Regions from separate parts of the Mus musculus genome. Here region 1 is linked to region 2. A link is a loop called in an ENCODE intact Hi-C map of the cell type or tissue named here. Cell type or tissue: heart. All regions are shown on one strand.

The links. Peaks named below come from ENCODE experiments on the same cell type or tissue, not always from the same donor. Only the 100,000 strongest peaks of a DNase experiment are listed, where the experiment ranks them.
Region 1: a loop joins it to region 2, with 10 times the contacts of the local background. A loop is called at or near these places in 8 of 42 quality-filtered maps.

What each region holds. Positions count from the first base shown.
Region 1 is chr7:5,228,996-5,236,995 of GRCm38, reverse strand. No RefSeq gene overlaps it. Among named protein-coding and RNA genes, the nearest start is that of Vmn1r57, 13 kb to the right of the region's middle. In heart, no CTCF peak of the experiment used is centred here; no DNase peak of the experiment used is centred here.
Region 2 is chr7:5,448,916-5,456,915 of GRCm38, reverse strand. It overlaps Vmn1r59 (vomeronasal 1 receptor 59), which reads left to right and starts at 2,157. Exons shown (of 1, transcript NM_207543.1): 1 at 2,157-3,089. The coding sequence starts at 2,157. The coding sequence ends at 3,089. In heart, no CTCF peak of the experiment used is centred here; no DNase peak of the experiment used is centred here.

The DNA.
Region 1 (8,000 bases), 220 kb after region 2:
AAATCAGTCTGGCGGTTCCTCAGAAAATTGGACATAGTACTACCTGAGGATCCCGCAATACCTCTCCTGGTCATATATCCAGAAGATGTCCCAACTGGTAAGAAGGACACATGCTCCACTATGTTCATAGCAGCCTTATTTAAAATAGACAGAAGCTGGAAAGAACCCAGATGCCCCTCAACAGAGGAATGGATACAGAAAATGTGGTACATTTACGCAATGGAATACTACTCAGCTATTAAAAAAATGAATTTATGAAATTCCTAGGCAAATGGATGGACCTGGAGGGCATCATCCTGAGTGAGGTAACCCAATCACAAAGGAACTCACACAATATGTACTCACTGATAAGTGGATATTAGCCCAGAAACTTAGGATACCCAAGATATAAGATACAACTTGCTAAACGCATGATATTCAAGAACAAGGAAGACTAAAGTGTGGACACTTTACCCCTTCCTACAAATGGGAACAAAACACCCATGGAAGGAGTTACAGAGACAAAATTTGGAGCTGTGACAAAAAGATGGACCATCTAGTGATTGCCATATGCAGGGGTCCATCCCATGATCAGCTTCCAAACGCTGACAACATTGCACACACTAGCAAAATTTTGCTGAAAGGACGCGGATATAGCTCTCTCTTGTAAAACTATGCCGAGGCCTAGCAAATACAGAAGTGGATGATCACACTCAGCTATTGGATGGGTCACACGGCCCCCAATGCAGGAGCTAGAGATATTACCCAAGGAGCTAAAGGGAACTACAACCCTATAGGTGGAACAACAATATAAACTAACCAGTACCCCGGAGCTCTGGCCTCTAGCTGCATATGTATCAAAAGATGGCCTAGTCGGCCATCACTGCAAAGAGAGGCCCATTGGACTTGCCAACTTTAGATGCCCCAGTACAGGGGAACGCCAGGGCCAAAAAAAGGGAGTGGGTGGGTAGGGGATTAGGGGGATGGGTATGGGGGACCTTTGGGATAGCATTGAAAATGTAAACGAGGAAAATATAATAAAAAAATAAAATAAAAAAACAAGAAAAGAAAGTCATGAAAAGTGGCATGAGAAATGAGAAAAGACAAATTGGTAAGTTATAAAACAGGTTCATATTAAAGATGATCTCAGAAGATGGAAAGATCTCTCATGATCATGGATTGGCAGGATCAATATAGTAAAAATGGCTATCTTGCCAAAAGCAATCTACAGATTCAATGCAATTCCCATCAAAATTCCAACTCAATTCCTCAATGAATTAGAAAGGGCAATCGGCAGATTCATCTGGAATAACAAAAAACCTAGGATAGCAAAAACTCTTCTCAAGGATAAAAGAACCTCTGGTGGAATCACCATGTCGGACCTAAAACTGTACTACAGAGCAATTGTGATTAAAACTGCATGGTACTGGTATAGTGACAGACAAGTTGACCAATGGAACAGAATTGAAGACCCAGAGATGAACCCACACACCTGTGGTCACTTGATCTTTGACAAGGGAGCTAAAACCATCCAGTGGAAAAAAGACAGCATTTTCAACAAATGGTGCTGGCACAACTGGCAGTTATCATATAGAAGAATGTGAATTGGTCCATTTCTATCTCCTTGTACTAAGGTCAAATCTAAGTGGATCAAGGAGCTCCACATAAAAACAGAGACACTGAAACTTATAGAGGAGAAAGTAGGGAAAAGCCTCGAAGATATGGGTTCAGGGGGAAAATTCCTGAATAGAACAGCAATGGCTTGTGCTGTAAGATCGAGAATCGATAAATGGGACCTCATAAAATTGCAAAGCTTCTGCAAAGCAAAAGACACCGTCAATAAGACAAAAGGGCCATCAACAGATTGGAAAAGGATCTTTACCTATCCCAAATCAGATAGGGGACTAATATCCAAAATATATAAAGTACTCAAGAAGGTAGACTCCAGAAAATCAAATAACCCCTTTAAAAAATGGAGCTCAGAGCTGAACAAAGAATTCTCACCTAAGGAATACGGAATGGCAGAGAAGCACCTGAAAAAATGTTCAACATCCTTTATCATAAGGGAAATGCAAATCAAAACAACCCTGAGATTCCACCTCACACCAGTCAGAATGGCTAAGATCAATTTGCTAAACACATGAAACTCAAGAAGAACGAACACCAAAATGTGGACACTTTGCCCCTCTTAGAATTGGCATCAAAACACCCATGGAAGAAGTTACAGAGACAAAATTTGGAGCTGTGACAAAAGGATGGACCATCTAGTGATTTTCATATTCAGGGATCCATCCCATATTCAGCCTCCAAACGCTGACACCATTGCAAACACTAGCAAGATTTTGCTGAAAGGACCCAGATATAGCTGTCTCTTGTGAGACTATGCCGGGGCCTAGCAAACACAGATGTGGATACTGACAGTCAGCTATTGGATGGATCACAGGGCCCCCAATGGAGGAGTAAGAGAAAGTACCCAAGGATCTAAAGAAAACTGCAACCTTATAGGTAGAACAACAATATGAACTAACCAGTACCCCGGAGCTCGTGTTTCTAGCTGCGTATGTATCAAAAGATGGCCTAATTGGCCATCACTGGAAAGAGAGTCCCATTGGACTGTCAAACTAGATATGCCCCAGTACAGGGTAATGCTAGAGCCAAAAAGGGCGACCCCTGGTTAGGGGAGTGGGGGTGTAGGTATGGGGTACTTTCTTTTTTTTATATATTTTATTGGATATTTTCTTTATTTCCATTTCAAATGTTATCTCCATTACTAGATTCCCCACCAGACACCCCTCCCTCCTCCCCCTGCTTTTATAAGGTTGCTCACCCACCCATCTAGCCACTTCTGCTTCCCTTTTTCACCCCCAGACATCCCCCTACACTGTGGCTTTGAGACCTCATAGGACCAGAAGCCTTTCCTCCCATTGATATCCAACAAGGCCATCCTCTACTACTCATGGGACTGGAGCCATGGGTCCCTCCATGTTTACTCTTTGGTTGGTGGTTTACTTTCTGGGAGTTCTGGGGCGGGAATATGGTTGGTTGATATGATTGTTTTTCCTATGGGTTGTAAACCCCTTCAGTTCCTTCAGTCCTTTCTCTAACTCCTCCATTGGTGAGCAGTCCAGTGGCTGGCTGTGAGCATCTGCCTCTGTACTTGTCAGGCTCTGGCAGAGACTCTCAAGAGACAGCTATGTCAGGCTCCTGTCAGCAAGAACTTATTGGCATCTGCAATAGTATCTAGGTTTGGTGTCTGTATATAGGATGGATGCCCAAGTGGGTCAGTCTCTGGATGGCCTTTCCTTCAGTCTCTGCTCCAGATTTTGTCTTCATATTTCCTCCTGGGTGTGTTTTATTCTCCCTTCTACGAAGGAATGAAGCATCTACACTCTGATCTTCCTTTTTCTTTTTTTGTTAGATATTTTCTTTATTTACATTTCAAATGTTTTCTCCTTTCCTGATTTTCGCTCTGAAAACCCTATCCCATCCCTTCTCCCCCTGCTCACCAACACACCCACTCCTGATTCCTTGTCCAGGCATTCCCCAACACTGGGAAATCAAGCCTTCTCAGGGTTAAGGGCCTCTACTCCCATTGATGTCCAACAAGGCCATCCTCTGCTCCATATGCAACTGGAGCTATGAGTTCCTCCATGTGTACTCCTTGGTTGGTGGCTTAGTCTCTGGGAACCCTGGGGTACTGGTTAATTCATATTGTTGTTCTTTCTATGGGGCTGCAAGCTCCTTCAGCTCTTTTGGTCCTTTCTCTAGCTCCTTCATTGGGGACGTTGTGATCATTCCAAAGGTTGGCTGAGAGCATCCACCTCTGTATTTCTCAGGTACTGGCAGAGCCTGACAGGAGACAGCTATATCAGGATCCTGTCAGAAAGCACTTCTTGGCATTGACAATAGTGTCTGAGGTTGGTTACTATATATGGGATGGATCCCTATGTGAGGCAGTCTCTAGATGGTCATTCCTCAGTCTCTGCTTCACACTTTGTCTCTGTACCTCCTTCCATGAGTATTTGTTCCCCATTCTAAGAAAGATCAAAGTTTCTACACTTTGGTTTCCTTCTTCTTGAGTTTCATGTGTTTTGCAAATTGTATCTTGGATATTTTGAGATTCTAGGCTAATATCCATTTATCAGTGAGTATACATCATGTGTGTTCTTTTGTGATTGGATTACTTCACTCAGGATAGTATTTCCTAGTTCCATCCATTTGCCTATGAATTTCATGAAGTCGTTATTTTTAATAGTTGAGTAGTATTCCATTACATAAATGTACCATTTTTTCTGTATATATTCCTATGTTTAGGGACATCTGGGTTCTTTTGAACTTCTGGATACTATAAATCAGACTGCTATGAACATAGTTGAGCATGTGTCCTTGTTATATGTTTTAACATCTTCTGTATATATGCCCAGGATTGCTGTAGCTGGGTCCTCTAGTAGTCTACTTTTCTAAGGAAACTCCAAACTGAGTTCCAGAGTGGTTGTACCAGCTTGGAATCCCACCAGCAATGAAAGAGAGTTCCTCTTTCTCCACATACTGACCAGAATCTACTGTCACCTGAGTTTTTGATCTTTGCTATTCTGACTGGTGTGAGGTAGAATCTCAGGGTTGTTTTGAATTGCCTTTCCCTGATGACTAAGGATGTTGTACATTCCTTTAGGTGCTTCTCAGCCATTTAGTATTCCTCAGTCGAAAATTCTTTGTTCAGCTCTATATCATATTTTTAATAGAGTTATTGGCTTCTTCTTGAGTTCTTTGCATATATTGGACATTAGCCCTCTATCGGATGTATGCCTAGTAAAGATTGTTTTCAGATCTGTTGATTGCCTTTTGTCCTGTTGACAGTGTCCTTGATCTTATAGAAGTTTTGTAATTTTATGAGGTCCGATTTGTCAATTCTTGATACTAGAGCATAAGCCATTGGTGTTCTGTTCATGAAAATTTCCCCTGTGCCCATGTGCTCATGGCTATTCCCCAATTTCAATTCTATTAGTTTCAGTGTACTTTGTTTTTTGTGGATGATCTTGATCCACTTGGACTGGAAATTTGTACAAGGAGATAAGAATGGGTCAGTTTCCATTTTTTACTTGCTGACTGCCAGTTGAATCAACACCAATTGTTAAAAATACTGTCCTTTTTCCACTGGATGCTTTTAGCTCCTTTATCAAAAAAAAGTGACCATAGGTGTATGGGTTCATTTCTGGGTCTACAATTCTATTGCATTGATCTATCTGCCTGTCACTGTACCAATACCATGTAGTTTTGGGGGGGGTTGTTCTTTGTTGGGGGGGTGTTTGTTTGTTTTTGTTTTTGTTTTTTATCACAATTCCTCTATAGTACAGCTTGAGGTCCGGTATGGTGATTTCCCAAAAAATTCTTTTATTGTTGAGAATAGTTTTCACTATCCTGGGTTTTTTTGTTATTCCAGATGACTTTGAGAATTGCTTTTTCTAATGCTATGAAGAATTGAGTTGGAATTAGTGGAAAGTGTGTTCCAACTATGGCAATGTGTAAATAAGAAGGATTTGGGAAAGACAACCAAGCTTAGTGCATTCTAATGGTGTCTTAGTTAAGGTTTCAGTGCTGTGATCAGACTCCATGACTAAGGCAACTTTAATAAGGACAATATTTAATTGGGGCTTGCTTACAGGTACAGAGGTTCAGTGCACTGTCATAAAAGCATGAGAATTGCAGCTTACAGACAGGCATGGTACAGGAGGTGCTGAGAGTTTTACCTCTTCATCTGAAGGTTTCTAGCAGAAGACAGAATCTCATGTGGTTAGGAGGAGGATCTCATTGTTCATCTGCACACTGACACACTTCCTCCAAAAAGCCCACACCGGTTCCAATAGGGCCTCACTTTCTAGTAGTGCTACTTCCTTCAAAAATCTTGCAAATTTTTCAAGTGCCAGGCACTTCAAAATCATTACAGATGGTAAGAGTTATTTTTTCAAAGGTTAGTTTTCACTCTAGAAATCACAAGCCATTGACATGGATCTAGTGGAGAAATGACCTTTAACCAGGGGGACTGAGTTACCCATCCTCTTTTTGTTTCAGCAATATTGTTTCTAAGTAGAAAATGTCTACATTTTCAGCAGAGAATTTGGCTCAGTATATGTGCCACCTATAATTACATAAGGCCTGGAATCTATCCTTGTTTGTTTGTTCATGGTGAAAGCTACTAAGCTTATATCATAGTGTGTGACCTGCTGTAACTCATACAGAATTACCATATCATTACTAAATACTCTATGAAGTTCCTAACAGTGATTCTAACTAAAACATCAGTCTTGTGAGCTCATAGTACAATACAAAAACAAATACTAATTTTCACATGTTTTAACACCATTAACTTAAATATTGAAATGACTGAATATTATAAAGCAATAGAAAATAAAGTCATGAAAAGTGTCAGGAGAAATGAGAAAAGAAAAACAGGTAAGTTATAAATCAAGGGCCTTCATTCTGCATTTCAAACACGAAAAGTAAAACCTCAAGTGCCAGATCCAAAAACAAGATTCATTTATTTTTTATTTTATGTTTATGTGTGTTATACATGTGTGCAGTGCCCATGAAAGCCAATAGTTGTTAGTTGTCAATAGGTGCTGGGAGTAGAATTTGGGTTTTTTTGTGCATGGTAGAAACTGATCTTAGCAACTGTACTATTTCACAAGTCATTCCTATCAAGGATTCACAGGGGAGGAAAACATCAGAGACAGCCTCACTTCCTATGTTAGGAGTTCTACAAAAATTCTAAGCTAAAGATCAATAATAGCATTTTGCAGAAGTCCTAGGTCAGACCCATGCTGGCTCTTTGAACGAATTCTTGCCTTGCTTAGTTGATTTTATGGGCCATGTTCTCTTGGTGTCCTTGACCACTCTGATTCCTATAGTTCTTCCTCCCCCTCTTTCTCAGGGTTTCCCAAGGTCCATCTAGTGTTTGGCTATGTGTCTCTGCCTCTGCTACCAGCAGGTGCTGGAGAAAGACTGTATGAGCACAGAATATCATTAGGAATGTTTTCACCATACTTGGATTTTTGGTTGGTTGGTTGGTTGGTTGGTTGGTTGGTTGGTTGGTTGGTTGGTTTGTTTTGCCAGTAGTAACTAGGTTTTCTGGCTATCCAGTCTCAAATTTCTGGGCGTCTAGGAAGTGTCATACAAGAGCTCCTTTGTGTCATGTGGTCCTCAAGATAGATCAGTCATTGGTTGCTCACATTGACAAGCTCTGACCATCATTGCTGCAGCACAATTTGAAGACAAGGCAAGTTGTATTTGGAATGTTTTATGGCGGGTTTGGTGGACAAGTTCCACCCCTAGAAGATTTTTCTGGTTACAGAAGATTGTCATAACACACTCTGATTCATCCATTGCTTGAAGTACTAATTAGGGTCATACTACTAAATTCCAGGAGCTTTCCATTGTACTAGGTTGATTCTACATCACTCCCCAAATGCCCCCAATTCCATCCATTTGCCTCTTTCTCTCTCTCTCTCTCTCTCTCTCTCTCTCTCTCTCTCTCTCTCTCTCTCTCTCTCTTTCCAGTCATCTTTCTCCCATATGATTCCCCATTTTTCCCTGCATACTTGCCTATAGTTCAACTGAACAATCTGTACTATTTCCCTTTACAGGAGTATCCATGCAATCCCTTATGCCACCCGCTTTTAAGCCCCCTTTCTTACTTAGCTTCTTCCTCTCTGTGAATTGTACTGTGATTATTCTTTTTATATTTTTAAGATTTATTTTTTATTAAATGTTTTCTTCATTTACATTTCAATTGCCATCACTTTTCCTAGATTTCTCTCTGAAAATCCCCTACACCCTCCCCATTTCCCTGCTCCTCAATGCACCCACTCCCTCTTCCTGCCCTGGCATTCCCCTATACTGGGGGATAGAATCTTTGCAAAACGAAGGACCTCTCCTCCCACTGATAGCCGAATAGGTCATCTTCTGTTGCATATGCAGCTAGAGAAATGAGCTCTGGGGGTACTGCCTAATTCATATTGTTCCTC
Region 2 (8,000 bases):
ATGCCAACACAACTTTAACACTTAAATACTCCCTAAGGAAACAAGGAAAACTTCCTCTAATTTTGGCTCTACTACTCATTATGATATAACAAACTCCTGGGCATCATCATTAATTACCAGAAAGTGAAAATGGTGATTTGCCTTTGAAATAAATGTTTCCTTTCATTAAAAGTTTTCCAATATACCCATACAGTCATATTCAATAACACCACAGATGACAAGGGAATGGACTGTCTGAAGGATTTCAGGACCTGACACTGCCCCTTTATGAGCTCTGATATCTGGCTTCATTCAGCAATCTGCACAGCATTTTATGGGAGAGGTAGGCACTTCTTTGAATCTGTCTTAGGAAATGGATACACAAAGATGTTCTTCAAAGGGAGAGGAACTCAGAGCTATGTTTCTTCAGTAACTGTTCAGGAGCTGGCCTACATCTCTGTGAGCAACCCCATCTTTGCTGGTACTAAGCAGGTGAGAAATCTGCAAGTTAAAATTCTGCTTCAAGTTCTCTTCTCACTCCTACAATTCACGGGGTCTTCCAAAGTGAACATTAGTCATTAGAATGGTTTTGTATTTCTCTCCCTAATTTACCTAATTATGTCAATGATTTCATTAGTCTAAAGACATGTGTATTTCATGGCTCAGTACTTATTTGAAAATGTACTTTAATGTTACATGTATACATTAGATAACTGGTTTTTAGTTGTTGCATGGAGGCTTTTTCATCATATAGAGGAACAAATAAAGTCAATTGCAGATGAAACTTTAGCTAAATAAAACAAGTATTAAATTAATCTGTGTGTACACAGCATTTAATGGTGATGGTGATAATGTTTCTTATGGTTCACAAAAAAGGAGATGACTCAGCTATGTGTCCAGCACCCAATTCCTCAGAAAAATCAAGTAAAACACAGACTGTTATGAATCAACAGAATGCTAGGATCCCTCAGAATTTTTTTCCAAATAAATGATACAAGTGTAATTCAAGGTTCTTTTGTGTGAAGAGAAAACTAGCACATTTTAAAAATAATATTTCGTTTTTTTATCATTATGATGAGTAGTGTGAAAAATATATTATATGTAATAATTTGGGGACATATTTCATTAACTTTAAAAAAGATTTTATTTTCTTGTTTTTTGTTCATTTATTTAATGTATTTGAGTACACTGTAGATGTCTTCAGACACACCAGAAGAGAGCAACTTATCCCATTACAGATGGTTCAGAGCCACCATGTGGTTGCCTTGAATAGAACTCAGGACCTTTGGAAAAGCAGTAAGTGTCCTTAACCACTGAGCCACCTTCTCAGTTCCTCATTGTATTTGATTCTAAAACATGGATTTTAATTTTGTGTTACATTTTTAAAGATTTCTTTATTTATTTTTATTTTATGTGCAGTGGTGTTTTGCCTTCATGTATGACTGGGAAGGTCCAAATCCCCTGGAATTGGATTCACACACAGTTATAAGTAGCCATTTTAGAAATAGAACACAGGTCATCTGGAAGCGCCCTTAACTCCTGAGAAATCTCCACAACACTTGATCAAATATGTAAAAGATATACTTATTTTATTTTATGCCTATTACGGTTTTGCTTGTGTGCATGACTAGAAATACATGAGTAAAGCACCACGAAGCTGAGTAGAGGTCATCAGATTCAGAATCATCTCTCCAACAACAAATTTGTATTTCTTAACACATTGTTATAACATGAGGGATGATATCAATTCTCCTGAAGCAAAAATGCACTCCTGTCTACAAACATTCATGTACAAACATTCAGAGCCCATGCTGTGTTAAAAAGGCTGCCATACTGTTGAACAACTCAGGTAGAGTTGCATTATACACATACACGCACACACACACACACACACACAAACACACTCTTACATCATGAGTGAAGGGAAAGAAAAATAAGTCTGATGTTCATATTCTGGATCAATGTCCATTCATTGTTTTCCAGAAAAATCTCCTGTAGTGTGTCAAAGCAGTGCCAGCTTTTCAAACGAACAAGCAAACAAACAAACAAAACTCCAAATCAATTGAAAATCTTAGATAATTGAGAAGATTCTTGAAGACAGCACTGTCTAACCCGATCCTTACACCACTGTGCTATGAAGCCATGTCCATGTTGTCTCAGAATAAACCCTGAAAACCATGGAAATGTTGGCTCTTCAGATCCTTTTGCTTTGCCAGGTTGTGGTTGGGACTGTGGGCAACATCCTTCTGTTTGTCCATAATTTCTCTCCAGTCTTGACTGACTCCAGACTGAGGCCCATACAGGTCATTCTAATCAACTTGGCTGTGGCCAATGCATTCATGCTCCTTCTCTTGACATATTCACATGACATGATTGATTTTGTTCCAAGGAAGCCTCCAACTGACCTCAAATGTAAACTTGCATACTTCTTTCACATGGTGGCTCAAGGCACAATCATGTGTTCCACCTGTGTCCTCAGCACCTACCAGTTTGTCACTGTTGTTCCTGGTACCTGGGCTAGGGTCATGTTCAGAGAAATATCCCCCAAGGTCGTGAGCTATTCTTGTTTCAGTTGCTGGTTGTTCAGTGTCTTACATAATGCTTACATCCCAATGAATGTCAGTGGTCCACAGAAAACACACAATGACTCTGATTCTAAAGGCAATTCAATATGCTCCATCTCTGGGGTCAATGTAGACATGCATTTCTTGCGGTTTTCCCATGACATCATATTCCTTGGCATCATGGCCTGGACCAGTGTCTCCATGATGATTCACCTAAACAGACACCACCAGAGAATGAACCGCATACATAAGGTCAATCAAAACAACAGAGGCCATGCTGAGACCAGAGCAGCCCACACCATCCTGATGCTGGTGGTCACATTTGTGAGCTTATATATTCTAAATTGTATTAGTATTTTATTTCACATTTCCTTTGTGGAATCTCGTCTCTGGTCGAGGCATGTCATAAAAGTTCTAGCTCTAAGCTTTCCCACCATTTCTCCCTTACTTTTGATATTTAGGGATCCTAGGGGTCATTGTTCTCTGCTCTTCAGTGTGGGACTGGAAATCCACGTGACTGGGGGAGTCATTACAGAGGAACAGTAAGGTCAAAACATGTCCATAACTTGAAAAATCTCACCCTGACAGCAGCAGGAGTAGGACTAACCCTGCCTTGCTCTAGGACTGCATCTACCCACACACAGAGCCAGTCCATCCCCAGGCTCTGCCACCATGAGATAGTCATGTAGCCTAGTGGCCAGGATGCAGGGTAAAATATCCTATCTCCTTATAAGAACATATCCAGCTAGAACCAGGAATTCCTAATCATGCAATGAAGCAGTCCCAGCAACTGGACCACTGCCTATGATGTACACTCATCCCAAAAAATCCTACCCTCACTCCAATTGTTGTATAGACCATGACACCCCCAATAAAGATGTCTGTTTCACTGAAAACCATCTTGAGAGAAGGCTGTTTTTCCTAGACTCAACACTAGATGATATTCTTCTACCATGGCTGCACAAATATGCCTGTTTATTGGTTTTATAAAGGACAGCTACTTATTTCTTTGAGATACTTTTCTATCCAGCCACTTTGTGTAAGTTATCTATGAGCTGTAGGAATTCTAATGTATAATTTATAGGGTCACTAATATTTATACTCTCCGGTCATCTATGAATGGTGATACTTTGACTACTTCTTTTCCAATTTGTATCCCCATTAATTTCCTTTTGTTCTCTTATTGCTCTAGTTAGGACTTCAAGTACTGTATTGAGTAGAAAGGGAAAGAGTGGGCAGCCTTGCTTTTCCTGATTTTAGAATTATTGCTTTGATTTTCTCCCCATTAAATTTGCTTTTGGTTATTGGCTTTCTGCATATTGTTTTTATTATTGTTTTTATTCTTTGGGGTACGTGCCTTGTATTTCTGAACTCTCTAAAACTTTTAACATAAAGGGGTGTTCGATTTTGTCAAAGGCATTCTCACCATCTTATGAGATGATACTGTGAATTTTTTCTTTCAGTTTGTTTATATGGCGATTACATTGGTGAATTTATATATATTGAGCCATATCTGCATCTAAAAGACGAAGCCTACTTGATCGTGGTGGATGATGTCTTTGATGCGTTCTTGGACTTGTTTTGTGAGTATTTTATTGAGTATTTTTGCATCTGTGTTTATACAAGAAATTGGTCTGAAATTGTATTTCTTTTTGGGTCTTTGTGTGATTTAGATATCAGGGTGACTATGGTCTTGTCAGATGAATTTGACAATGTTGCTTCTGTTTCAATTTTGTGGGATAATGTGAGGAGTATTGTTATTAGTTCTTTTTTAAAGGACAATTTAGTTCTGCCTAAAGCTATCTGGCTCTGGGCTTTTATTTTTCTTGAAACTTTTGATGATTGCTTTTAATTCTTTAGGGGTTATAGGACTTTTTCGTTTATTTACCTGATCCTCATTCAACTGATAATTGGAGTCTTCAGGAATACTATCCATTTCACTTAGATTTTTTTTTCCAATATTGTGAACTACATGCTTTTAAAATAAGACCAAATGATTCTTTGGATTTTCTCCATGTCTGTTGCTATATCTCCCTTTTCATTTCTGACTCTTCTTATTTGTATATTGTCTTTCAGCCTTTTACTTAGTTCAAGTAAGGGCTTGTCTATCTTGGTGATTTCTTCAAAGAACCATCTCTTGGATTTGTTGATTCTTTCAGTCACTTTCTTTGTTTCTAAATCATTGAATTCAGCCATGAGCTTTGTTATTTCCTGCCATCTACTCTTCTTGGGTGTGTTTCTATCTTTTATCTAAAGGTTTCAGGAGTACTATTAAGTTGCTAGTATGCAATCTTTCTAATTTGGTGCTGAGACTGAAGGAAGGACAATCCAGAGACTGCCCCATTTGGGGATGCATCCGCTAAATAACCACCAAACCCAGACACCAACAAGATTTTGCTGACAGGACCCTGATATAGCTGTCTCCTGTGAGGCTATTCCAGTACATAACAAATACAGAAGTGCATGCTCACAGTCATCTATTGGATGCAAATAAGGGTCCCCATTGAAGGAGACAGAGAAAGTACCCAAGGGGCTAAAGGGGTCTGCAGCCCTATAGGAGGAACAATATGAATTAGGCAGTACCCTCAGAGCTCGTGTCTCTAGCTGCATATGTAACAGAAGATGGCCTATTCGGCTGTCAGTGGGAGGAGGGGCCCTTCCTTTTGCAAATATTCTATCCCCAAGTATAGGGGAATGCCAGGGCAGGAAGAGGAAGTGGGTGCATTGAGGAGCAGGGAAATGGGGAGGGTGTAGGGGATTATCAGAGAGAAATCTAGGAAAAGTGATGGCATTTGAAATGTAAATGAAGACATCATTTAATAAAAAATAAATCTTAAAAATATAAAAATAATAATCACACTACAATTCACAGAGAGGAAGAAGCTAAGTAAGAAATGGGGCTTAAAAGGAGGGGGGCATAAGGGATTGCATGGATCCTCCTGTAAAGAGAAATAGTACAAATTGTGCAGTTGAACTATAGGCAAGTATTCAGGGAAATATGGGGAATCATATGAGAGAAAGATGACTGAAAAGAGAGAGAGAGAGAGAGAGAGAGAGAGAGAGAGAGAGAGAGAGAAGGGGAGAGAGAGGAAGAGAGAGAAGCAAATGGATGGAATTGGGGGCATTTGGGGAGTGATGTAGAATCAACCTAGTACAATGGAAAGCTCCTGGGATTTAGGAGTATGACCCTAATTAGTACTTCAAGCAATTGATGACTCAGAGTGTGTTATGACAATCTTCTGTATCCAGAAAAATCTTCTAGGGGTGGAACTTGTCCACCAACCCAGCCATAAAACATTCCAAATACAATCTGCCTTGTCTTCAAATTGTGCTGCAGCAATGATGGTCAGAGCTTGTCAATGTGAGCAACCAATGACTGATCTATCTTGAGGACCACATGACACAAAGAAGCTCTTGTATGACACTTCCTAGATGCCCAGAAATTTGAGACTGGATAGCCATAAAACCTAGTTACTACTGGCAAAACCAACCAACCAACCAACCAACCAACCAACCACCCAACCAACCAAGCAACCAAAAATCCAAGTATGGTGAAAACATTCCTAATGATATTCTGTGCTCACATAGTATTTCTCCAGCACCTGCTGGTAGCACAGCAGAGACACATAGCCAAGCATTAGATGGAGCTTTGGAAACCCTGAGGAAGAGGGGGAGGAAGAACTATAGGAATCAGAGTGGTCAAGGACACCAAGAGAACATGGCCCATAAAATCAACTAAGCAAGGCGTGTAGGGACTCATAGAGTGAATTCATTCACAGAGCCAGCATGGGTCTGAACTAGGACTCCTGCAAAATGCTGTTGATCTTTAGCTTAGAATTTTTGTAGAACTCCTAGCATAGGAAGTGGGGCTGTCTCTGACATTTTGCCTACCCTGTGGATCCTTGATAGGAATGACTTGTGAAATAGTACAGTTGCTAAGATCAGTTTCTATCATGCAACAAAAACCAAATTCTATTCCCAGCACTTCTTGACAACTAACAACTATTGGCTTTCATGGGCACTGCACACATGTATAACACACATAAACATAAAATAAAAAATAAATGAATCTTGTTTTTGGATCTGGCACTTGAGGTTTTACTTTTTGTGTTTGAAATAAAGAATGAAGGCCCTTGATTTATAACTTACCTGTTTGTCTTTTCTCATTTCTGCTGCCACTTTTCATGACTTTATTTTCTATTGCTTTATAATATTCAGTCATTTCAATATTTAAGTTAATGATGTTAAAATATGTGAAAATTAGTATTTGTTTTTGCATTTTACTATGAGCTCACAAGCCTGATGTTTTAGTTAGAATCACTGTTAGGAACTTCATAGAGTATTTAGTAATGGCATAGTAATTCTGTATGAGTTACAGCAGATCACACACTATGATATAAGCTTAGTAGCTGTCATCATGAACAAACAAACAAGGATAGATCCCAGGCCTTATGTAATTAAGGGTGGCACACATACTGAGTCAAATTCTCTGCTGAAAACATAGACATTTTCTACTTAGAAACAATATTCCTGAAATAAAAGGAGGATGGGTAACTCAGCCACCCTGATTAAAGGTCATTTCTCCACTAGATCCTTGTGATTCTAGAGTGAAAATTAACATTATTACCTTTGAAAAAATAACTCTTGGCATCTGTAATGATTTTGAAGTGCCTGGCGCTTCAAAAATTTGAAAGATTTTTGAAGGAAGTAGCACTACTAGAAAGTGAGGCCCTATTGGAAGAGGTGTGGGCTTTTTGGAGGAAGTGTGTCAGTGTGCAGATGAACAATGAGATCCTCCTCCTAACCACATGGGAGTCTGTCTTCTGCTAGAAACCTTCAGATGAAGAGGTAAAACTCTCAGCACCTCCTGTAGTATGCCTGCCTGGAAGCTGTCATTCCCATGCTTTTATGACAGTGCGCTGAAACTCTGTACCTGTAAGCAAGCCCCAATTAAATATTGTCCTTATTAAAGTTGCCTTAGTCATGGAGTCTGATCACAGCACTGGAACCTTAACTAAGACACCATTAGAATGCACTAAGCTTGGTTGTCTTTCCCAAATCCTTCTTATTTACACATTGCCATAGTTGGAACACACTTTCCACTATTTCCAACTCAATTCTTCATAGCATTAGAAAAAGCAATTCTCAAATTCATTTGGAATAACAAAAAAACCCAGGATAGTGAAAACTATTCCCAACAATAAAAGAATTTCTGGGGAAATCACCATCCTGGACCTCAAGCTGTACTATAGAGGGATTGTGATAAAAATCAAAAACAAAAACAAACAAACAAAGAACCCCTACAAACAAAGAACAACCCCCACACACACAAAAAAAACAAAAAAACAAAAAAACCCTACATGGTGTTGGTACAGTGACAGGCAGATAGATCAGTGCAATAGAATTGAAGACCCAGAATGAACCTATACACCTATGGTCACTTTATCTTTTACAAAG